Linked DNA regions of Mus musculus: region 1 is linked to region 2. Evidence: chromatin loops called from intact Hi-C (ENCODE). Cell type or tissue: gastrocnemius. All regions are shown on one strand. Each heading gives the region's core, and the rest is flanking DNA. Links, peaks and the distances in the headings are about the cores only.

The links. Peaks named below come from ENCODE experiments on the same cell type or tissue, not always from the same donor. Only the 100,000 strongest peaks of a DNase experiment are listed, where the experiment ranks them.
Region 1: a loop joins it to region 2, with 5 times the contacts of the local background. A loop is called at or near these places in 11 of 42 quality-filtered maps.

What each region holds. Positions count from the first base shown.
Region 1 is chr9:14,503,034-14,515,827 of GRCm38, forward strand. Cwc15 (CWC15 spliceosome-associated protein) reads left to right here. Exons shown (of 7, transcript NM_023153.3): 4 at 565-653; 5 at 1,800-1,907; 6 at 4,818-4,936; 7 at 7,167-7,587. The coding sequence ends at 7,296. Among named protein-coding and RNA genes, the nearest start is that of Cwc15, 8.8 kb to the left of the region's middle. In gastrocnemius, for the core only: a CTCF peak has its summit at 10,224 (motif pointing right); DNase peaks (open chromatin) are centred at 7,025 and 10,239.
Region 2 is chr9:14,766,861-14,779,654 of GRCm38, forward strand. 1700012B09Rik (RIKEN cDNA 1700012B09 gene) reads right to left here and starts at 4,170. Exons shown (of 4, transcript NM_029306.3): 1 at 3,979-4,170; 2 at 1-101. The coding sequence starts at 4,108. It overlaps Ankrd49 (ankyrin repeat domain 49), which reads right to left. Exons shown (of 3, transcript NM_019683.4): 3 at 12,760-12,794. In gastrocnemius, for the core only: a CTCF peak has its summit at 7,148 (motif pointing right); a DNase peak (open chromatin) is centred at 4,149.

The DNA.
Region 1 (12,794 bases), core at 3,104-11,103, 260 kb before region 2:
GATTAGAGATGAGAATGAGGTTTGTTCCAGTCCCATGCATTGATACTATCATGCATTGATACTAGGCCTTCTGTCTGGGACACCGAATGTAATTGAAGAGTTTTGAGAGAAGCATCAGTTATCCTTTTTGTGTTTCTACTACATGTGAGCATTGGGTAGGTCTCCTAAGATGCTGTGATCTGCATTCTCACTAATTCATTTCGTGTAAACCAACAAATATTTATCAAAGACTTACTTGCCAGTCACAGGGTGGATCCCGGGTGTCACTATGCTTTGTGTGGATTCTTTTTGCCCAAAGGTTTCTAAAATGGTTTTAAAAATTTAGTACTTGGGCTGGAGAGATGACTCAGTGGTTAAGAGCACCACCTCTTCCAGAGGTTCTGAGTTCAATTCCCAGCAACCACATGGTGGCTCACAACCATCTGTAATGGGGTCTGGTACCCTCTTCCAGTGTGTTAAAAGAGAGTAATGATGGTGTATTCATTAAATAAATAAGTAAATAAATAAATAAAAACCACTCTAGTACTTATTTCAATATGCTAAGTAAGTGTTTGTTTTCTTCAGAGCATACAACTTCCTCTTCAGTGTCAAAGAAGCCCCGCTTAGACCAGATTCCTGCTGCCAACCTTGATGCTGACGATCCTCTCACAGACGTATGTGTTTTAGTTTTGGGTTTGGGCTAGGTTTTGTTTGTTTGCTTGCTTGCTTGTTTTAAGCCCGCTTGGTGCTAGAACTGTGGGCCTCTGCCATTAGGCCCACCATATCATATTTTCCTAAAAAAACTTTAATACATTTTGGCTTTATGTTATGGAAATATATCACTGACCTCAACTTTAAAACAGGAAGTATTCTATGTCAAACACTGTTAGGACAGGTTTCATCTGGGGGGCTATGTGGAAGCAGTTTGTGAAAGCGGCTATGCCCACCCCTGACAGCATTATCAGTGGTGCGGGAGGTTAAGCTGCCTTGCTTTAACCACACGGAACACTGTCAGGATGAGTGCCCTCTGAACAGCACCATTGAGCATTGTACTTGATACTGCCCTTTATTTCCCTTTGATTTGATGCTCTGTTAGACACCTAGTGCTCATAGGCCCCTTAGTGATTAGAGAGGTAAGTAGTCTAAGCGGATAGAGCATAAACAGTCACTGGGACACAACTGCCTTTTCAGTTGTATGTAGCTCAGGCTGGTCTACTAATCACAGCCTTCCTGCCTCGTACCTCAACCTTCTGAGTAGTCGACTACACCTGACTTCCGACTGCAACTGAGCAGGCATGAGTGACCTTCCTTGAGTAGCATCTAATTGCGTATATGTGTCAACAGTTAGAACTGACTGATAGTTATTAAAATGAGAAGTCTTACAGTAAGTGAAATTCAGTTGTTCATTCCAAATATTTCTGTTGGAATCTTAGCACCCCTTTTTGCAGTTGCTCTTGCTAACTTAGTCATTTTGAGCTACATGAAACTACGTTAGCTCTTCAGGGTGAGACAGTGAACATAGTACCGTGTTTTATTGTGAAGTGTACTTGTTTTCCATTGGTACCATGTGAAAATCCTTTTTGACCATGTAAATACGAAAGGTACTTTATCAGGGGTTGACATTTTCGTAAGCATTCATAATTTGTTGTTGGGCTTTATTTATTATATTTCTAATGGTTATTGGTTTTAATTATGATATTTGAGTACTTTTCCCTTTAGGAAAATTTTTTTTCAAAGACGTCGTAAGTACAGTTTCTATGAGAAAGGTGAATAATGTATATTTTCTTTCTGATATCTCGGGTCACCTTGACTTGTCCCAGGAGGAAGATGAAGATTTTGAAGAGGAGAGCGATGACGATGATACTGCAGCTCTTCTCGCAGAGCTAGAAAAGATCAAGAAGGAAAGAGCTGAAGAGCAGGCCAGGAAGGTAGTGTTGGCGTTCATACCACACCATCAAGTTCTGTCATGTCTAAATGTTGGAACACCTGGGGATCTGTCTTCTTATAATGGCATTCTCGGTCCCCTAATTACGTAGGAAATTTCTTTCAGATAGTTCAGATAGAACTATCATGCTCAGCTTGTTTAAAAGCAAATGAATAAATGTTTGATTTTCTAATTAAATGCCAGAATTAAAGATAGTCTACAGCAGTGGTTCTCAGCCTGCCTAAGGCTACAATCCTTTAATATAGTTCCTCATGTTATGGTGACCCCAACCTTAAAATTAATTAGTTGGTACTTCATAACTGAAATTTCACTAGTTATGAATCATAATGCACATGTCTGTGTTTTCCAGTCATCATAGGCAACTCCTATGAAAGGGTTATTTGACCCCTAAGGAGTCATGATCCATGATTGAGAACCGCTGGTCTACGTGGTTTATAGAGATTCTCTTCTTGTCTCCTGCCTTCTTTGAGACATTTGTGTCTCAGAACAAATTAGTGAGATCTGTATAGTCCAGGGCAAGTCACCTAACTTGTTTGCATATCCACAGTCTCTTCACCTACACAATGAGGAAAAAATAACATTGAACTCAAAGAAAGCTCAGGCAGGTTTTGTAGTTTGAGGCCAGCCTGAGCTACAGAGTGAGACTGCCTCAAGAATGTAGAGGGCATAGAGTATCAGGTTTATAGAGAAGTGCTGAGGACGTGAGGGCTTTGTTCTAAAAGATTCATGGAGTTCCTTCCTGTGTGCAGGATTGATTTCTTTTGGCAAAAGTAGAGAGGTTGGAAAAAGTTTGGACTGTTTCAATAATCCTCATATGCAATGAAATGAACTATAATTTGCATGGTAAGCGCTAGAGAGATGGCTCAGTCATTAAGAGCACTGGCTGCTCTTGCAGAGGACCCAGGTTCAATTCCCGGCACCTACATGGTGGCTCACAGCCATGTGTAACTCCAGTTCTCTGGGACCTAACGCTTCTTTCTGGTCTCCTCAGTCACCAAGAGTGTGTGTGATGTATAGACCTACCTGCAGTCAAAATACCACATAAAATAAACGTTTAAAAAACATTGGAAATGAGAACGGTAAGCAGAGGTTGGTAAAGCTGTACTAGGTCTGCTCTACTGCCACTCCAGAGCAGTAGTGGACACAGTGCCTATATCAATAGGATGCCATATTCGCAAAAGTCTACTTCGCAAGTGTGGGGCTGGGAGTGTGAGTTTGGCCCACAGGCTATCTGACATTAGCCTCCAAGCCTGGTAACCGAGTGGGGAAGGGTTGGCTTTTCTTCCCAGTGCTGTGTCTTAAGTGTGAGTAAGCCTGCTCCTGGTTTTGTGGCATCTTTGGAGAAGGTCTGTTTTTTACATTATATTTATTTTGCTGGATTCCGGGATAGATGCATGCATATATGGAGATCAGAGGACAAGTTTGAAGACTCAGTTTTCCTTCCATGGTTTGGCAACTGAATTCAGGCTATGTGGCTTACTGACAAGCACCGCTGTGTGCTGAGCCACCTCACTGCTTCCTTCCCTACCCCCCTATCGGTTTTCAGAAAGCTGTCTGATCCTAATTGTAATACAAAGTTCCTGACTTTAAGATCTCTGCAGTAGCCTAAAAGGTTTTCCCCAAGAGTGACATACTTTTCACCTACCAGTTGTTTGTGCTGGTAAAAGTGAGATCCATTGTTCACATTTGCATATTAAAATGAAGTATCAGGAACCTATATGGAAAATAAGATTCATTTTAAAGTGACTTCTAGAGAGACTCTTCATCTATTATGTCATCGATTTCTGTCATCCCCAAAGCACAGCAAAGTGTGATTGATGTTTGATTTAAGTTATGTTAACAGATAACTACAAAAATTACAGGTAAGAATTTTAGAAATTTTGTGTTTCTAATTCTTAAAATGAAATGGAGTGATTTGAGTTTGAAGAAATTTATGTTACAATAGTAGTGAAGAAAGTGATCTAGAAATGGTGACTCACACCTCTGATCCTGACACTCATTGGCTAAGGCAGGAAAATCACAAGTTGAAGGCCAAACCAAACTAGCATTGAAAATTTGTGTCTTTAAAACAAATGGAGAATGGGCAAGATGGCCTAGCAGGGAACCTACATGATGAGAGAATGGATTTCTGCAGGTTGTCCCCTGACCTCCGTTGTACTGTGGTACCCATATGCATGCATGCACACACGCTAAATATATACAGAAATACTTTTTAAAAATATAGACAGTATTGTAACAGTGAAGAAAGTATATAAGAAAGGTATAGATCGCTAACAATAAAGCATAAGAACAAACGATATTTTATATAAATTAATTGAAGTACATATTATTAGAATGTGACCATCTTTTACATGACAGTTTGTCTTGTCTTAGGAATTACTCCCTAGTTAATAACTAATTCATCCTAGAGATGGAAACTTAACATGGTTTGTAACTCAAAATTGAATTATGTTGTCTGTAGCCCCTTAAAAAGTGAGACAACAACCTTGCTAGCATCTCAGCTTCTCACAGTTTAGAGAGGCCAATGACTATTGGCAAGGATGGGATAAAAATGGCAACGTGCTTAAGTTTTATTAGTAAGATTTTCCTGGCATTTACTAAGAATCAAAAAGAGGAGTGGGTCAGTGGTAAAGTGCTTTGTAGCAGGCCTTGCACCACCCCATCCCTATCACTGCAAATGGGGGCCTGCACACCTACCATGCACTCAGAAGGTCAAGGTCATCCTCTGCTACCTAGCGAGTCCCGTGCCAGCTTGGGTTGCTGGAGACCCTGTCATTAAACAGAAAAAAAGGAAAAGTATCTTTTCTCCCTGTACCAGATGAGTTCATTGTGGGCTAATATTGGTCAGCTGACCTGGAGAGAGTAACTTTGTGTCTTCCTCTGTCATTGACAGGAACAAGAACAAAAAGCAGAGGAAGAGAGAATTCGCATGGAAAACATTCTGAGTGGAAACCCTCTCCTAAACCTCACTGGCCCGTCCCAGCCTCAGGCCAACTTCAAGGTTAAAAGAAGGTACGAAAAGTCATGGGTTGGTGTACGTGTGTGACCATGGTTAGTGTTCCGTGTGTTCTATAAAGTTTCTAGGATCCCACTTTCTGTTGATAACCTTCCCAATCAGATTTTAGAATACGGAAGATGAAAAGAGGTGGGAGACTTCATTTTAATGCATACTTATAATAGCCAAGTCTCTGCTTAGTGATTGTCTAAATAAGAGAGCCAGAGTGACTGTAGCTACCAAGCTTTACGTGAGATGTTAGTGTTGGGGTCCCCAAGACCACCCCTCACAATTCAATTCTAGAAGGACTTAGGGGACTTGGTATGGTGGTATTCATGTTTGATATTATAAGATACACACAGATCATACAGTTGTAAGTCTTCATGGATATACATCCAAGTCACAAGGTGGAGAGATATAGGCTTCCTTAAAATCCTGTTCCTTGTAAGAGGTCACCAAACAGTGAAACTAAAGTTGAGACTCAGGAGTCTCAAGGGAGTGGTCCTGTAGGAACCTGTGCACTATAGGCACAGTGATGGTGAGAGAAGGTGCGGGTTTCCAGTGCTAACTAACCAAAGCTACGCTTAGAGTCGGGGCCCAAGAGGGAACTCTCATGTACAGTGTGCAGAGGGGGACAATAAAGAGCTGAAGAGGGACACCGATGTCGGATGAGGATGCCTCACAGGAGCAGGGGTAGTGTGTGTGAGGGTGTGAGGAGCTCCACTGCCTCATCTCTGCATACACGGCAATGAAGAAGCACTGCCCTGCCACTCTCCTGCTCACTCACTCAGTACCTACCCTTCATGAACAAAGCTCCGTCTTCAGCCTCTTTTCTCATCCCAGAACCATTGGCTTCTTTACTCAATCACAGGAAAAGTACAGCCCTTGTAGTGACCTATGCAGCTAAACTTTAACCCACATTCTTGAAGACAATAGTACAGTCAAGGAGATGGTTGCTGACAACTAGCAATTTATCATAGCTCAGTCTCTATTCATTTGACCTGAGCAGTTGCGAGGCAGGAATGAGGATGAGTATGGCTTATGCTGAATGTGAAAGAGGAAGCAGGTTTGAGGCATTGTAGGTTTGGAGTGTTCTGTACATCTCTTAAGTAAATCTAGCCTGTGTGTCTCTGCAGTTTGTCTAAGCTAGAAATTAAATAATGCATCTGGGAGTTGCCAGCGTGGGCAGAGAGAAGTCAAAAGATTGTATCAGCACTAGAGAAGTGCCCAGTATAAGTGCATAGTAAATGCATAATACATAGTATTTGAATTTAAAATCTTATGCTAAGACTTAGCAGCCAGAGAAGAGGACAGCCAAGAGAGTCACAGAGTATTGGGAGAGGAGAGAGATGATGGTCTAGGGATGGTGATGTAAGTGCAGAAAGGGAGGACTGTATCTTAGCATTGCAGAGGGGCAGGGCAGTTTGGGTGTTGGGAGCAAGCGAGGAAGTGAAGAGAAGCTATCAATTACATGTTGCATATGAGACAAAACATTTGTATCCCTGTCACACTGAGCAGGTCAGCTTTTAGTGTGTGTACTGCATCAAGACAAATTTACTGACATAGTTTCCATAAGTGTGCATAGCTTTGCTCATTTCCCTTGTGCAGTTTCTCCTGGTGGTCATGCACCAGCACATGCAAGCATGTTACATGGGCTGTGTTTAATGCATGTTTTTGAGTGTCTTTATTATATGTAAGGGCTTATGTTTATGTAGAAGGTCATAGCTCTGGTCTACGTATTTCCCGTAACACCTGCTGATGAGTGTGTTTAATGTTTTCTGAAATATAACTGAGCTCTACTCTGAACACTTCAGCAGCCATGGGTCTATAAATCTTTCTTGTTACATTCCTGTAGTTCGTCCTTGCATTATGAAGTGTGCCATGGTAGATATAACTGATGAGAATGTATGAAACTGTACAAAGCACAGTAAACAGGTCACTTACTGTCTGAAGGTGTCTGGATCAGGACAAGTGGCCCTGCCTCTGTGTTTTAAATCTGAAAATACCACACTTTTACCTAAGCACAATCTATGTGTGTCTTCTTTGTAACTGACTTGCTCCTAGTGGAGAAGTGGTGTCTGCTCTGAGTGGGGATGCCCTCCTGCTGTGACAGCCCCACACAGTAGGCATGCTGCTGCTTTTGCTGTCTGGTGACAGCATGTTGAGCATCTGTGATGGTTTATAGTCTGTTGTGTTCTTGTCTCCTGATGAACTATAACAGATTTGTTGTTTGTTTTTCCTCTTTAGATGGGATGATGATGTCGTTTTTAAGAACTGTGCAAAAGGTATAGATGACCAGAAGAAAGACAAACGATTTGTAAATGATACACTGCGATCTGAATTTCACAAGAAGTTCATGGAGAAATATATTAAGTAATATAGTTTTATGTGCTTAATTAAAAACTAAACTGTTAAGGATCAATTTGACTTTTTTTTTTGGTTTCTGTTCTTTCCCAGTGTTAACTTTCTCAGTCTCTTTCCCTTAGTGTAGTACTTTATTAGATAATGGGTTTAGAAATGGATCTAACCAGGCCTTAGTTTCTTTTTAATATGGGAAACGGGGAATCTGCTTGTAATAAATATTTTTAACCTAAATAAACCACTGTCCCCAACTTTTTGCTACAATTTATACAGCTTATAAAAAGTTGCATAATTTCTTTTCAAAATGAAAACTACTTTTGTGTGCTGTGGGTTTTTTTTAAAGATTTTATTTATTTATTTTATGTATATGGGTACACTGTAGCTATACAAATGGTTGTGAGCCTTCATGTGGTTGTTGGGAATTGAATTTAGGACCTCTGCTCACTCTGGCCCAAAGATTTATTTATTATTGTAGATAAGTACACTGTTGCTGCCTTCAGACACACCAGAAGAGGGCATGAGATTTCATTACGGGTGGTAGTGAGACACCATATGGTTGTTGGGAATTGAATTTAGGACCTCTGCTCACTCTGGCCCAAAGATTTATTTATTATTGTAGATAAGTACACTGTTGCTGCCTTCAGACACACCAGAAGAGGGAATGAGATTTCATTACGGGTCGTAGTGAGCCACCATATGGTTGCTGGGATTTGAACTCAAAACCTTCGGAAGAGCAGTCAGTGCTCTTACCCGCTGAGCCATCTTGCCAGCCTGTGTGCTGTGTTTTTAATGCATTAAGTTTTTTTCTTTATCTCACATTGGTTTGAGGTCTATTGGTAGATGACATCACTGTTTTGTAAGTATGGTGGAGGCTAAGAGAGATTCCACTTGAGAAACCATGTCACCATTAGTAGTCACCTGGGGTGGCTCAGGAGATGTCTGCCATTTCACTTCTGAGGACAGTGTTCTCTTTTTTGCCTATGATATGCATCCCAGAAGAGTGTGTGCTTGAAGTTAGGTGTATGTCTTCACACTGATCCTGTTTGACGTGCACAGCTGCATGGAGTTCACATCAAACACATAACAGCTCTTTGAATGGCTTATTACTGTGAAAAGTATTTCTGAGAGCTATAGCTATACTCTACTAAAAGGCATAATTTCTGAGAAGTGTGACTTTAAGTGTGCTACTGTAATAGAAAATTTACGACCACAAATTGAGCCTTTCACAAATGGAATGCCATTTTTGTTCTTTGTTTTTGTTTGTTTGTTTGTTTGTTTGTTTGTTTGTTTGTTTGTTTTTCGAGTCAGGGTTTCTCTGTATAGCCCTGGCTGCTCTGGAACTCACTTTGTAGACCAGGCTGGCCTTGAACTCAGAAATCCGCCTGCCTCTGCCTCCCGAGTGCTGGGATTAAAGGCGTGCGCCACCACGCCCGGCATGGAATGCCATTTTTAAAGTTGTGTTTTGCTGTGTAGTCTACTCAGGTTCACCTCAAATCTGCAGTTTTCCTTTCTCAGCCTCTTTTTGGTTTTTTCGAGACAGGGTTTCTCTGTGTAGCCCTGGCTGTCCTGGAACTCACTCTGTAGACCAGGCTAGCCTCGAACACAGAAATCCGCCTGCCTCTGTCTCCCAAATGCTGGGATTAAAGGTGTGCGCTACCACACCTGGCTCTTTCTTAGCCTATTAAATGCTGGGATTATGGCTATCAGGACTGGCTCAAGCTTCAAAAACAATTAGCATATCTTATTTCTGATTATTTAGTTATTTTTTTTTTAAACCGCTATTAGTTTGAGGGCTGGAGTTACTATTGATTAACTTCACTCACTAGTTAATGAGGTTTGTTGTTGTTGCAGAGAACATTGAATTCCTGTAACTGAGCGTTGGGGAATTTAATGTCCTATCCTGACCTTCATGTACTATACCCAGACACAGATAGAAAAAGAAATCTTTAAGAAAAAATGGGAATTGTTCCAGCATTTGCCCAGTGTAGAGTTGATGCATTTGTATGTTGCCTGAATTGAGAGTAAAGCTAGGAGAGGAACTAGGTCTGCGTCCTGCATCCTGCATCCTGCATCCTGCATCCTGCATGCATGCTCTTAATACTTTTTGTAAAGATCGCCATTTCCTGATTTGTAGTATAGTTGTGCTTGACTCTAACCCCGTTCATAAACCTCTGCCACTCTAAAACCAGTTCACATTCAAGCTCTTTAGGAATTTCTTACTTCATTTTTGCAAACTATACTGTTCTCTCCTGGCCTGGTTTCAGAGCCCGGCAAGAAGGGAGAAGAGGAGAATGTCTGCCAGATTTCCTTTCCAGAATAATTTCCCAATCCTGTAATCCAAGTGGCTTCCTTTTTTGACAAAGGGGGTGGGGGAATGGTGGATAGGGAAAGGTAAGCTAACCAGAAGCAGCTGCCTCAGTGTACACGCGTGTCACGTCAGCATATGTCATAGCCGGAAGCAGAGGAAGGATCTTAGTGCCTTTAGGACTCCTTGAAAATCTCCTGGTCCTGTGCTTCTTCCAAAAAGTAGTTACATAAGAACTGGGCCTCAAACGTGCCTGGAAGTTCTCCTGGCTGTCTTAGGATGAAGCAAGCCAACAAAGTAGTACTCCAGGAAACTTCACAACAGCAGTCAGGAGACCGAAAACCTACTCACATCTCCCTCTCTCCGTAGCCCTGCTGGCTGGATATCCCCTGCCATTGTGAGACTGCTTGTCCATGGATCTGGTGGCCAAATCCAGCAGACAAAGATCCAGTTTGTAGCTCCCTCTGAGCAGTGCTGCCGTGTTTTATTCTCTCCTTGGTTATATGTTCTGCTCCTCCTCACTTTACTTGTAGGATTCAGTCTCCTCTATGGTGCTCTGAACCCTGCCTGCCCTTTGTATAGTCTGTAATCCATTTATTTTGTATATGGATCTTTGGCCTGTGTGTATGTCTGCCAGAAGAGGGCACCAGATCCCCTGGAACTGGAGCGTCCATATGGATGCTAGGAATTAAGTCCAGGGCCTGGAAGAACAGCAAGTGCTCTTAGTCACCTCTCCACCTCTGTGTATTCTAACTAATTTTCATGTTTATTATTTTTATTTTGAGGTACTGGGAATTGGACCTAGAGAGAGAGTAAGTGGTCTAACCATGAGCTACAATACACCCTGGTTCTTCATCTTCTCTTGCCTCATGGTCTCTCACGTTTCTCTTACATACCCTCCAGAACTGAGTAAATCACTTTCTTCCAATTTCTGATGCACCTGTCCCACTGTTTAGTGCTCATCTGGCTTATGTTATGTCGTAAGAAACAGTGAAGTCCTTAAAGCCAGAGAAACTGTAAGGACCCAAGAATTGCTGAAAGAAGACACTAGACTTGAATAGAGTGTTTATTTTGCAGAAACAGCATGCAGGGGCCAGCCATCCAAGCAAAATGTTGACCATGAAGGAAACTCACAGGCCCCTTTTAAAACCAGTTGGAGGGGGTCTCCAGTTGCAGTTGGGTCACTTTCCTCAGGACTGATTGAGTTTATGGTATGGGATACTTCTATACTTCTGGTTGGTTCATATCTTGACGGGGAGAGGGTTACCTTAAAGGGGATTTTTCCATATCTGTTATAAGCTCCTGGGCAGATGTCGAGGCAGCTGCTGATTGGCCGCCCCTTTTCTGCAGTTTTTCCAAGAAGCCCTGGCTGTCCTGGGAAATTGAAGCTTAAGGCTGCCTATGTTAAGATGGAGTGAGTTAGGTACTCTCATCCTCCCCTTGAGTAAGGGTGCATTTCCAATTCTTGCCTGGTGTCTAAGGGCTGGTATTGGAACTTTAGGAACATGAGCTGAACGGTGGAAACTCGTTCCTTTCCTTAGCAAATCTTATTAGGGCATGAATAATGCAGGGCCCGCATGCCAGGGCAAGTATTAGATCAAGGGTTCGGCTAAAGTTGAAACAAGTGTTAGGAGCCATAGAGACCAGTTGAAGGACTCATACCAGCTCTGGGATTGTTGTCTTCCTTTCTGTCTTGTAACCTTTTATGCACCAAAGACATTGATTCTCTTATGACCTCTGAATGGTTGGCATAGAAACTGCATGGTTCTCCCAATGCCGGGCACAGGAGGCTCAGTCCTCACCGATTTTGTAGAGCTGCCGCAGCCAAGAAGGTTAAAGAGGCTTCTGGATAGGATATAGACGTTTCTAATTCAGACAAATCAGCATTTATGGTAGAACTTGAGGCTTTATCATCTTGGTCTTGAAGGATGAGAGCTGAAGTATCCACTCCTGCTGGGCCAACCATGCCAAGTCCTAAGATCGCATCGAGGGCAGCTCATTTTATACCAGTGGCTGTGAGTAGGGTGACTCGGTGCTCATCTCCTTGTCTGAGTAACAGGATCCTAGGACTAGTGGGACAAGTACACAGAACCCATTAGTGCAGTTGAAGGTCTGTTTGTGAATGCAAGGGGTCAATCTGGTAGAGCAGGCTCACCAGGTATTACTGGGAGGTATGAGATAAGTTTCTTCTCTGGGGACCTCCTGGGTGATATTACATACGTGCATATGGGTATGGGGGAATTTCAATCCTTTTGTGACACAAAGTCCATTTTCCTTGACTAGTTCTAAGGTTAGTATCCCATTACCTGGGTACTACCATCCACTGTTTTTGCTGTCAGTGGAGGTGGTATAGTTTCCAGGGATGGCTATGCCCTCATACTAGGGACATTATGCATCTAAGCAAGGCCAACAATCAGTATAAGTTCTGGCCTAGAGCCATTCAGTACCTAAGAAGTGGCCCAAAGCAGGCCCCAAGGCTAAAATTGGGGTTGTAGCCCCTGAGTTGTAGGGACTATGGACTGATTTGGAGTTCCTCCAGGTCCCATGCTGGATCCTTAGTAGACCTTACCTCTTAAGGTGGTACCTCAAGGCGGAGTAGAGCTGGATTTGGGCCTATTGGTGTTTCTTTCTTGAATTGGACCCATTGAGTGAAGGGTTGGATTGTGAGTAACACTCCTGGGTCGTAGCCAGTTACATATAACCTTAGTCCCTAGGTCTTACCAGTGGCCCATCCAGTAAATTTAATTATCAGATTTTTACATCTACCACCTGGGGGCAGGAGACATCCCACAGGGTCCACCAAATTGGTGTGTCCCCATAATGGTCCCCTATCCAATCCTATCGAGGCAGATCCATGTCTTTGGACTATGATAAAGTCTGTTTTTACTAGGAGAGTCTAGCCACTAGTTTCTGTGGATTTGAATCCCCATGATGCACAAAAATAAGGATCTGGGCCTCCACATTTTGCTGAGAAATTCTGACTACAAATCTTCCACTTGGGACCATTGCTGGAGGAGGTAATTTCTCGCTGTCCTGACTGTAAGGCAGTGAACCCCTTAGCTGAGGGACAGGGTAATCAAGGAGCCAGGCTACTGGGACAGAGGCCAGGTACCAACTGGGAAATAGACTACACAGAAAGCAAATTAGGTCTGTATGCATACAAATATCTCCTAGTTCTTGTAGATACCTTTTCAGCCTGAGGGGAGGCA
Region 2 (12,794 bases), core at 2,277-10,276:
AGGTGGGCTTTTCACATGGCATTCATCTCTCTTGATTGAAAGTTCTTCTTCCAAAACCTCCTTGATTCTCTTATGCGGTTCACAGTATAGAAATGTTTTCCCTGTAAAGACATTGACAATGGATTTATCACCAACTCTGCCTTCCAGCCATCATTCATATATGAAAACTGTATTGTGTGTGTGTGTGTGTGTGTGTGTGTGTGTATTAATGGTATGTCAGGGCTGGAGTGATGGTTCAGCGGTTAAGAGCACCGACTGCTCTTCCAAACGTCCTGAGTTCAACTCCCAGAAACTACATAGTGGCTCACAACCATCTCTAATGAGATCTGACACCCTCTTCTGGTGTGTCTGAAGATAGCAATGGTGTAGTCATATACATTAAATAAATACATAAATACATAAATAAATTTAAAAAATGGTATGTCATTCCTTAGAACCAAAAGTCTGCTTGCCCATAGGCTCTATCTTGGGATTATCTCTCTCATCACAACTTCTGATTTGGAGGAGTCATCCTTTCCTGTAATTCCTGAGTGTGTGAGGTAAGCTTCGGGATTCTCTGTAAGTATGGTGAAGAAATATATGAAACATTCTCGTTGCCTTTGTGAAGTTTTGCTTATCAACAGGAGCGTTCAGGGCTTGTGCTTTTCTTTGTTTTGTGGCAAGGTCTTCCTGTGTCTCCCAGGCAGCTGGAGAACCTGTTGAGATTACATTGTGGGCATCATTGTGCCCAGCAATGAATTCTGGTTAAAGACCTACTCTGTTCCTGACGTTTGGCTTAGGGATGAGGACAAAGTAAAGGGTAAGACAGACCTGTACCTGGATCTTGCAGTCCAGATGTAGAATGCAGTGTGTGTGTGTGTGTGTGTGTGTGTGTGTGTGTGTGTGATGCATATCCTCCAGTGAGCCTGAGGAGAGGAGAGAACACTCAGGTTCAGTCCTCCTCCATCTTCCACTCCTTTAAGACAGGGTCCCTTCTCTCTTTGTTGTCTGCCATTGCATATTGCCAGGCTGCATGTTCTGAAAGCTTCTTTCAGGAACTCTCATGCACTAGCCTCCCATCTCACCACTGGTGCATGGAACTACAGGTGGATGCTACTGTGTCTAGCTGGGTTTGAGCTCAGCTTCTCATGCTTGCAACAACAAGTGCTTTAGGCCAGTCTCGCCAGCCTCACCTCAGCATCTTTAGAGTTCACTTTTAAAGATTCCACCTGTTGACTCATCAATTAAGAACGCTTGCTACTCCTTCAGAGTACTGGCATTCCGTTTCTAGCACCTACAGGGTGGCTTGCAGCAGCCCGGAACTCCAGCTCTAGGAAATCCAAAGCCTCTTCTGGCCTCTGTGGCCACCCACATACAAGCGCACGTGAACACACTCGCGCACACACACACACTCGAAGACTTAGGACCTTTCCCCGGCCTGTGAGGATGGCCCCGTCTCTCCCTGTTGCTCCAGCCCAGGGCTAATGTTTGTGCTCAGTACCTTGTTGCATTCTTTCTATTCTTCCCAGAGATCAGAACCGTAAGAGGGCAGAAGAAGCTGTGTGCTTCCTGGCCTGGGCCAAATCTTCAGATTCACCTCCCTATACGCTTCTCCATGCTCAGTCTTCCACCCTGGTCCTCCCTCCCCTCTAATCTCACCTTTGCATGACCAGTCTCTCTCTGAGCTTCTGCCTAAGTAACTGCCACTCGAATTATAAGCGCCAGCTTTATTGAGTATCAGTTCCCTGGGGAAGCATCTCTACAACGGTCTTTTTTGCCTTGTAACCTTTCTTTCCTCTTTTGTTTCATTTATTGTCTCTTCATTTGCATATCCGCATCCAATTATTGTGTAACTGAGGATTTAGTGTCTGTCTTTTTAAAACCACCATCAATTCATAAAGGCAGAAGTCTTTCTGTCTCAGTGATTGGATGCTGAATGGAGAGTGGTATAAGAGGTGGAAAGCAGATGTATGCTTGGATACCACACTGCTACAGCTGGGTATGTCTGTCAGCACTAGAGAACAAGGGGCTCCTGTCACAATTCAACCCCAGAAGAACGCAAGGAAATTTGTTACATATTTGAGATTTGATGTTACTCTCACTAAGACATGGCAGACATCTCCTCTTATTCCAGGTTAGCCAACAGGTAGCATGAGTGTACTTGTCCCGACTACAAACTGGCCCAAACAGGATAAGAGCCTCGGACGTGACTCCGGTCCACTTCAGATGGTAAGGACTCAGATATGTCCCCAGACTCAGAAAAGTTACAACCAGGCACTTTAAGGTTCTCGTTTTTGTTTCCTAGGTTGGTCATGTGAGCAGGAGCCAGCACTGCTTGAAACTAACGGCTTTAGGCTTTCTCTGGAGAATCGCAGAAATAACACGGATCACAGAGAAGAGCTGCCTGCTCAAAGCGCAGGTCTCTTGACAGACTGCAGGTTGGCAACAGGAGAATTCACAGGAAACTGCTGAAGGAGATTTGTGAGAATGACAAAAAGCTGGAGAGGGGAAAGTCCTCCCTTAGGAAAGAGCTAGGGAAGGAGGGAGGGGGACTGGAGACAGAGGAAAGAGGAAAAGAAATGCACATACTGTGCCCTTGCTCATGCACATTTAAGTGTTGGTCAGCAGGCAGTTGTGCGCAGGACAAAGCCCAGAACTGCTGAGAACTGAGCCGCTCTGGGGGTTTGTTTTACAACAAGGGTTGCCAGGCTTCTTGACTTCTAACAGCAATTGGTGCTGATTTTTTATAATGCACCTGACCATTTTGCCTGTGTTTATTTCACAGTTGCCTGTGGGCTAATATAATTATTTATGTCTTATAATAAGAAAAGCCTGGTGTGGTGGCAGATTGATCCCTGGAGTCCCAGGCCAGACAGCCAGTCATCCAGCCATTCTAGCCTATCCTGCACGAAAACTTCAAGATCAGTAGTACATATTTTCTCAGTGAAACTTAAACCTGAGAAAAGAGAGCTGGAGTTGTCCTCTGGCCTTCATACATGCGCACACCATACACACACATACACACACGAGAGAGAGAGAGAGAGAGAGAGAGAGAGAGAGAGAGAGAGAGAGAGAGAGAGAGAGAGAGAGAGAGAGAAGAGGGCGCAAGCAGCGGGAGCCGCCAGATGCTCCTGTTAGTCCCCAGAGAGGCAATCAAGGAGGCTCTGAGCAGCCCTGGAAGCTGTTTGCACTCCTCCTTGGCCCTGTGTTTTCATCCATCTCCCTCACCAGCTGCTAAAGGATCAGGTACAGGACGCTACAAACCTGTTAGAAATATAGTTACAACTGCCTCAAGACAGTCTTTACTGATTTGAATATTGTTTGCATATTCCATGGGCAGAGGACATAAGAAAGATTGCATGTGAAATTCTAACCCAGGTAGTGATTTGGGGGTTTGGACTGCTGGAGGTGATTGTTGAAGGGTTTTAAGTATTTTGCCAGCCCTGGCTGACTTCATCTCCTTCCCCCTGCTCTGCGCCTTGGTTTTATGATCTGGGAAATGAAGGATGCCTTGTGAGGGGTGAGTGGTTCTTACCCTGCATCTCAGACAAGTAGGAGGGAGTGAACCCAGGTCCTGGAGGTCCTAGACAAGTGGTATACCACCAAGCTCTATCCCCAACACCATTAGATACATACCTCTGGGGTAATGTATTCATGGTTCCTTTAAAAAGCAATGCTGTTATCGACCAACTCAACTCAGTTGAGGATGATATCCAGCCCTTGGGCTCAGGAATTCTTGGTGAAGGGAAGATAGTCTCCTACATAGACGTTGGCCCGAGGAGATCCTGAGGGCCTAAGCTGTTCCCCATCCCTCCATGTCTGTCCCTGCTGTCACAGTAGCTTTCTGCTACTATTCTTACCTGCAAACAGCAGCTCTCCAGTTCTCCCCCAGAAACCTTAAGTACTCCAGCTAGCTCCACTTTGGGGTCTCCCCCCCTCCCCCGCCTTGTTGTCACTGGTCCCACCACTGCCAAGGTTTGAAGGTGAAGCTGAACTCACATTGTTGGCGAGACTCTTGGGGGCCACCAGGCTCAGCACGGGTGCGGCACCCCAGCCCTGCCGGCCTAGGCTGCTCCCCTTCGCGGCCCGCCTCTGAGGCTGTCCCTGCCAGCGCCTCCTGCCGCCTCATGCCACCGGGGTCTCCACGGCCTCTCAACTCCGCCACCGGCTGCTCTGGAACGCAAGGCGTCTGAGGTTGTCATAGTGACCGCAGATGCTCCGGGCCTCCAGGGCTCTGCCAATTTCCCACAGGCCCTGGGTGCAGGCAACAGCCTACCTGCTAGCAGGAGCCTTAATTCCTTAGCTACAGACCCCACGGAAAGGCCCCAGCTTTCTCAAGAGAGATGCTTCAGTTGTATAGCTGAGAGTCACAAAGGTTTGGAAAAGAGCCCGAGGCCACACAACTGTCACATGCGTGATTCAGCAAAGACTCCGAAGCCTCAAAGATTTGGTCACCACGTCCGGGTGAGTGTTAGGGTGGGCCACAGGAACAGGACCAGAAATTCCCCACTAGTCACTCATTCCATACAGTGCTTTACCAGTCACATCTAGACTTGGACATGATTCTCAACCAATTCATGTTGAAAATTCACAAGTTTGGGCTGTAAGTTACTAAATAGCTGTAGTTAGTTTACAAGGATTTTCGTACCCATAGTCTATGACAGCTCACAAAATCACCGATTTTTCAGGTGACAAACCCACAGAATTGGAAATGTGAGTCTGAAAATCGAGATTTTGTTCAAAGCAGTGGTTACCTCCGTCTCTCTTTTTTGCAGTCATTAAAAAAGTGGCACTGAGATTTTACAAAAATTAAATGTGCATTATCTTATAAAGTTAAATAATTCTACAGGGTTTTTAAAAAAAAAAAAAACAATTAAACAAATTCAGGAGACACCCTCCACAATATGTCTACTGTACCCTAGTGCCAACCACTTTCATTTTTGATTGATAATTTCCTGTAAAATGTGCAATCATTTAACCACATAAGTGGAGTAGAATCGTCTAGAAACTGACCTAACTATATGAGCACCAGATATAATAGAGGGAAGAAACTATTAAGCAGTGGAATTAGATGAAGTGGTTGCTCATCTGGAAAAAACTTGAACCTTGACTTCTAGTGAACAGTAAACTCAAACAGCAGCGTCTTAGGGTTTCCATTGCTATGAGGCACCATGACCAAGGTAAGTCATGTAAAGGCAAACACTTCATTGAGGCTGGCTTCCAGACTCAGAGAGTCCATTATCATCGTAATAGGAAGCATGGCAGCATTTAGGCATGGTGCTGGAGAAGGAGCTGAAAGTTCTACATCTTGATCCAAAGGCAGTCAGGAGAAGACTATCTTCCAGGCATCTAGGAGGAGGGCCTCTTCTGCAATGGGAGGAGCCTGAGCATGGGAGGAACCCTCTAAAGCCCACACAGTGACACACAGTGACACACAGTGACACACAGTGACACACTTCCTCCAACAAAGCCACTCTTAACATTACCACTCCCCAGAGGCCAAGCAAGTTCAAACCACCACAAGCAGATTAAGATGGATCATGGCCATAAAGGTGAAGCACCAAGACTTCTAGGCGATAACTATTGAACATGGCATGACCCTGAAGTTAGGAACAATTTCTTATACAAACAACAAAAGGCATTAACCATAAGAAAATGATAAGTTAGAGAACATAAAAATTAAGAGAGTCTCTTGATTGAAGTCAGCTATTAAGAGTGTGAGGAATCAAGTCACAGACTGGAAGAAAATTTTCTCAAAACACATTGGCCAACAAATAATGAGGACCCAGATTACATAAAGAACTCCTACAGATCAGTGTAAAGAGGGCATACAACTCAGCAAGAGATTGGAGAAAAATAGACAGATGGATACATGACAAAAAAGGAGATCCAAACAGCTGACAAGCACATGAGACATTGTCCCAAACTGTTACTCAACAGACCATGGAATGCAGTCTTCAAGGAGCTGTTACTTTCCACGTGTTAGAGTGGTTGCTTGCTAAACCAACAAACAGCAAACAGTCCAGCATCAGTCACAGGGGTTGGAAGGCGCATAGCAACTGGGTTCTCCTTCCCTACTGTTGAGCATCACCTAAGCTGGCCATAGAGGGTTAGGTAGGAGGGTTGTTTCTGTCCAGCTGGGGCAACATAGTAAGAGCTTGTCAGGAACAAAAGTGTAAATGTTAACCAGTTTGAAGAGCTAGTGATTTTTTGTTTGTTTTTGCTTTTACTAGAGAATGTAAGTACTTTGCAGTCCTCATATGAGACACACACGAACTGTGGAATAGATGCACCCAAAAGGTGCCCCAGAGTGGTCCCAGCGGCACCTTTCACCAGAGCCCCAAAGGCTCACAGAAAAATTAGAACTAAGATATAACTATCCATTATTGTGTTCTTAGAATACCATAATGAGAAGCAGCAAACTCCTTCTTTATGTAGAAATGTGAGAGATCCACAGATGTGATGTTGTACATAGTAAATTATTCCGTGGTGTAGCAGAAATTAATGATGAAGTCAGAGTAATGGACAGCTTTAGGAAAGAATAGTGGCTAGCTTTATAGCTGAGGGTGTGCTAGTGGCTAGCGTTGTGGAAATACCAATACCGAGGGTGTGCAAAGCAGGCTTTGGGGATTCCAACTGTATTTTGCACCTTGATTTGCAGGCAGCTACACAGTTTTGTTCATTTTGTATATAGTTCATCAAGGTTTCTAAGTTTGTGTCTGTATGTTATATCTCTACAAGGTAAAGATTAAGCATATTGTAGTTAACCTGAAAACTTAATAATAAAACAGTGTGGTATATTTGATCAAATAATAAAGAATTACACAGTTCTTGTTTCCTCTTTTCTCCAACAGCAAAAACTTGGAACTTATTTACTTTTTGGTTGTAGTCACTGCATTACTTTAGGTACTTTATTTTCTTCTTTCTTCTATGGCTTTGCCTTTTAAAGTTTTCAATCACCATATGTGTATGCCACTTCAAATTCTTTTGTGTATAAATTATTGGCAAAATCTATAAGATATTATTTTAGCTATTTCTATTTTTTTTATTCTGGAAAAACAAACAAACAAACAAAAAGAACAAGCAAAAGACAAAAACCAAACCAGGGTAGTAGATTTTTCCTCTTTGTGATTAAATGAAACTGACCAAAATGTACACCAGGTGGAGACAAAAACCAAAGATCTGTTCTGCCCTTGACGGACATAGAACATCACCACCACCAAGGGCCGCCTTTGCCCATTGCCAGGGAGTTAACATTGTAAGCTTAATTCTTCACATTTAGGACAGGTTTCAAGAACTCTTACCCATTGGTTTAGGTTTTGAATAACAAGTAAGTAACAGGGTGCTCTGTGCTATATTGCTTCAGAGAAGTGGATTCTGTACTCACTCCAGCATCTCCTCTCAATTCCTACAGCCCTAAATTATTTTCAAAGCCAACCAATCATTCTTGTAAGTAGCCATCATTTCAAATTTATTGAATGTTTCCAGTTGGATTAAATTAAGGGGTAATTGGCTTTATTTCCTTGTCTGTAAGTTATTGGAGAAGCTGCTCCTTATAAGGGCTTGCTTGGGATTTTAAAATTCCAATGACTTTTAACATGCAATTATTGATAACTTGCAATATCTCAAAGGATCCCCAAGAAAATGTACTTCCTAGAATTTGGGTAAGAGGTCATTATGTGTTCCTATGTGCTATAAAAAAAATAAGAGGATAAAATTAGTTATTCCTGGATATCTACCTTCAAAAATTATCTTCACTGAAACTGAGTGTAGTGGTCCAGACCTGTAATTCCAAAACTCTGTAGGCTGAAGCAGGAGACCATGAAGTCAAGCCAACCTGGGCTATCAGGTGAGTCTGTTCTGCAAAACCACTAAAAGAAATCAATGTAGTTGCAATATATTTTCTGTGCAAAGAACAATATTCTGCTCAAAGGACTGTGGCAGCAAAAAAATTTTTGAGAGTCACGCCTGCCTAAATACCACCCATAGTCAACAGGTAGAAAGTTCCAACCAACCACAAGATGACTTGTCTAGCCATTCTGCAATCCGGCCATTGTCCATGTCACTAAACAAATCTGGGATTTGTCTTTCTGTCTATAAATGGGTTTTCTCCCCAGAGGAACAATCATTTCAAGAAAAATAAGTCAAGTAGTTATCAGTATCTGGATGTGTTTCAAATTTAATCTGTTGACTGCTACCATCGCCTAGTAACCCACTGCCCCACTCCTCTACTTCACATCTAGTCTTGAAACAAGGTAGTGTAAGTTACCAGCCATTTTTCAGAGACTTTTGCCTATTTGTATTTTTATGCTCCAAAGTGAGATTTGCTTCTTATTGTGTAATTGTACCGTAGTGGCTATTCCTGGTTGTCAACTTGACTATATTTGGAATGAACTACAATCCAGAATTGGAAGGCTCACCAGTGACCCTAATCTGGAGGCTGGGATATAGAAGTTTCTGACCTGGATCTTGGTATGAAGATCTTGAGGCATAGTGGCTATGGATTCCAGAAGATTAAGACAGGGAGATCACTGAGTTCAAGGTCATCTGGGATTAAAGATGTGGTGGTACACACCTTTAATCTGGGCTACACCTTCTGCTGGAGTCCATATAAAGACATTGGAAGAGGGGAATCTCACTCTCACTCCTTCCCCTGCTTGCTGTGTGGGACTGAGTAACTGCTAGATCCTTGGACTTCCATTCACAGCTACTACTGAACCATTGTTGGGAATTGGACTGCAGACTGCAAGTCATCAATAAATTCCTTTACTATATAGACACTATCTATAAGTTCTGGGACTCTAGAGAACCCTGACTAATACATGTACTTATATGAGGTTGTTGAAACAAGTAAGCTCATTGGTGTGGAGTAGAAATGTGTTTTCCAGGGTAGGACACAGAAGGAAATGAGGAGGAGGTGTTCATTGGCCACAGTGTCTTAGTTATGAAAGTGTCTAAGTTCTACATGTCTGCGGGGCGTCACTGTGTCTGTGGGTTCACTGTTCTCTGTACTTATCATTTTAAGAGGGAAGACTTACAATAAATGTTCTTCCCACGACGACAACAAAAGGGAAATTTTTTATGTAGGAGAAAATAGCATGGAATTTTATATGGGAGAAGAGATCAAAATAACACAATTGTGGCCTACCTAAAATGCATATATCACACATGGCTATGTGGAATACTGCCAAACACATTTGAGTGTAAATCACCACATTTAAGATGGTGTGTCTTTTGAAGTGCTGGGCTGAGAGACATAGCTCAGGCATTAAGAATACATACTGATCTTGCAGAGGACCAGCACCCACATCAGTCAGCAGGTCACAACTGCCCTTAACTCCAGGGGATCTGATGCATTCTTCTGGCTTCTTCTGGCCTCTTTGGGCACTTAAACTCTCATGCACATAACTTCACACACGCATACAATTAAAAAATAAAAACAAATATCAAAATATATACACTAAACATGTAAAAACAGTTTCTCCCAACATTTCTGTCCTTAATCTACCATAAGATAATATGAAAGAAAACAGGCTTTGTCTTGTGTATTGGCAGACTAACAAGCAATACAGTTATTGTTGGCTAATACCACCCCCCTTTTTTTGAAAAGGCAAATCTGTGTGAAATCCATTGCAACTTTACTCAGTAATGCAATACAATTTACGTTTCTATTGGTGCAAATGACTGAAAATCAGAATGTGGCTGTGATCTCCTGTGAATCATAGAAATTAGAATTTTCTAAAACTAAAATCATTTGACTCGGGCTGGTGAGATGGCTCAGTGGGTAAGAGCACCCGACTGCTCTTCCGAAGGTCCGAAGTTCAAATCCCAGCAACCACATGGTGGCTCACAACCACCCGTAATGAGATCTGATGCCCTCTTCTGGAGTGTCTGAAGACAGCTACAGTGTACTTACGTATAACAAATAAATAAATCTAAAAAAAAAAAAAAAATCATTTGACTCAAGGGATGAACTTGCTAAAGACCAAACTTAGGAGTGGGGAATGGTTTCTTCCAAATGATTCCTAGTAGGGAATGGTTTCTTCCAAATGATTCCTAGGATTGAGCAGGTCTAACCCTGTGTTCTAGCTCAGTATTTGAATGTTTAAATAAATCTATCAATTAAATATAAGAAGTCTAAAGTAGAATTGATGATTAATAATTTTTAAGTATATGATGGTTGTCCTGATTTCATTTCTGTTGCCATGACAAAATGTCTTGACAAAAAGAATGGTCTCATTTTTTTTTAAATTTTAATTTATGTGTGTGTGCATGTGACCTCATTCATGCGGGTGAGTTTGGGTATCTTTCCCAGTCATGCTCTACCTTATATTTTGAGGCAGAGCCTCTTACTTAGCCTGAAAATAGCCTGTTCTACTAGACTGAGTGCAGTGAGCACTCCATTACTAATTGGGATTACTGTTGTATATTCCCATGTGGCTAGTGTAAATCAGGATGTGTTACAAAATCTTAAAAAATTAATGTCACTCACTTTGTTGTGGCTATTAGGAAAAAAAAACTCTTAAAACTACTTAATGTGGTTAATGCTGTTTCTACGTAAATAGAATTGACTTAGATGTTCTACTTAGGTTCTCAGAAGTAAAATTTTGAGGGTTTTAAGGAAAAATTTCAGGAGTTAAAACCATCAGTTGTCTACACTGAATCCTTTCTGTGTTTAGGACAACACAGATCTCAAGTTAATGTAGAGAAAATGCTGTCTTATACATGCATCAGGAATCTTACAGGGTTATGCTATCCCCTAACTAGAGAAAGGCAGCATGGAGGAGTGGAGGGCTCATAGGATCATAGTGCAGAAGAGCCAGCTCCATTGTTCCTAGGGCCACTTCAGGCAGGTGAGGGGACTTGTAATCTACCTGTTAGACTGTCTATAAACCAGCTGTGTGTGTGTGTGTGTGCGTGTGTGTGTGTGTGTAAATGAGTCAATCTGAGACTTGATTTTGGTAAGAGGCCTAAACCACAGACAGCCTCTGAGCTTTTTTTCCTTCTTTCTTTCAGCAGCGAGATGCCATCAAATAGAACTAATGCTCTCAGGTTTCTAGAAGAGACTCCACAAATCACATCAGTGTGATAGGTTGTAGGCCAGAAAGTTCTCTGGAGAAATGTCAGACTTTATAAAGGCAATGCCAACTAGTGGGCCTATAAATTCTTTCCATTAAAACAGTAACACATTACTTCTACCTCAAGCATATAAACCATATAAATCAAGATAATGATTTTTAATTACTGAAGATGTTAAAAATTATTCTTCGTAATAATTCCTCATGATTGAAGAAAACTTTGCTCATAGACTGAGCTACTTGGCCTGTGTAAGCTGGAAAGTACAGTTATGTAACACAAGTCAAAGTGAGGGCCTTATGTGGACATGCATCTCATAAATGTTAAAAGAAAAATTAAGGAAGCAAACAAGGCAGAATAGACATCTGGGAAATGGACTCCTATATGCTTATTGTTCTCTGAAGAGTAGTCAGGTCAGCTCCCTATTAGGAAAAAGGAAAGTGTAGAGGTAGGATCAGGTCTTCATCCTTGGCTAGATGGCCAGTTTGGGTTACTCGGAACCCTATACTTTGTTACCTCCTTTCAACCTAGCTAGGCTGGCCTCAGACCATCCGGCCACTGAGACGGAGCCACCTGCTGTGCTGCTTCTCATCCCTCTCCTTTGTTGTGCCACTACCTGCCTGAGGCCGAACCTGCCCGAGGCCGAACCGGTTCTCCGAGATTTTCCGGAGTTAGCAAGGAACTGTGATCGAACTGTGATCTTCGCTAGTTCCTACTAAAAGGTTGATCTGACTACTTCAAAGGAACTTTGGGTGACTGGGAATGGGCCTCCCCTCTTCTTTATAAAGCGTGTTCCCGGACATTAAAGTTGAACCTTGATCAGACTATTTGTTTTGGTTCCATTCTTTCTCTCGTCGCCTAGATTCCCTCTTTTCTTCCAGATTCCAAGATGCCTTCCAGGCTCGAACCCGGACATGTGAGCCACTGGCCGGCCTCAACAATACTTAAAAGCCAAAATCAGACATTTTAAATACAGAGGCTTCATTGGTCTGATACTCACACGGAAAGACTGTTAAGGCTGGTAACAAAGGCAGGGACATAGTCATTTCCAAATAGGAATAGAGCCAAAGGCTCCTTGACTCTCAGGTAACTTAACTATGCAGCCTTAACAGTCTCCTGAGATGTGTCCAGACTCTGTCACTTCTATCAACTATTCCTATCATTTGTATTACTTTCTTGGACAGACTTAAAAGACTGCTGTCTTCCATTTCCTGCCAAAGCCCTTGTACTAGAGCTACTTAGGAAGACAGGCACGTTCAAGCCCCAGATCTGTTCAGTTATTGTAATTTCTGAGATTGCCATGAAATCCAATTCATTAGCTTTCAAGAGACAATCCAATATTGTTCTGATAAAAATCATATATATGACATTTACACACATTTAACAAAATCTGATATATGTGGGTGTGTCTTGCCTGCAGGTTTGCCATCACAATGCTTATGGAGACCTGAACAGGGCTTGAATCCTCTGGAGCTGTAGTTACAGATGGTTGGGAGTTTCCCTTTGGGTGCTGGAAAATGAGTATGAGTCCTCTAGAAGAGCAGTCATTGCTGCTTATCTCTTTAGCTCCATATTCATTTGATTAAACAACTATTATCTAATCTAAAGTAGATGAGTTACATGGGCTGGCCCAAAACCAAAATGACTTAGTCATTTAAAAAATGATAGACAATTAAAAATATTGACAAGAACAACTGTTTTTGTGTGTTACTTTTTTTTTTTCTTGCTGTGAACAAACA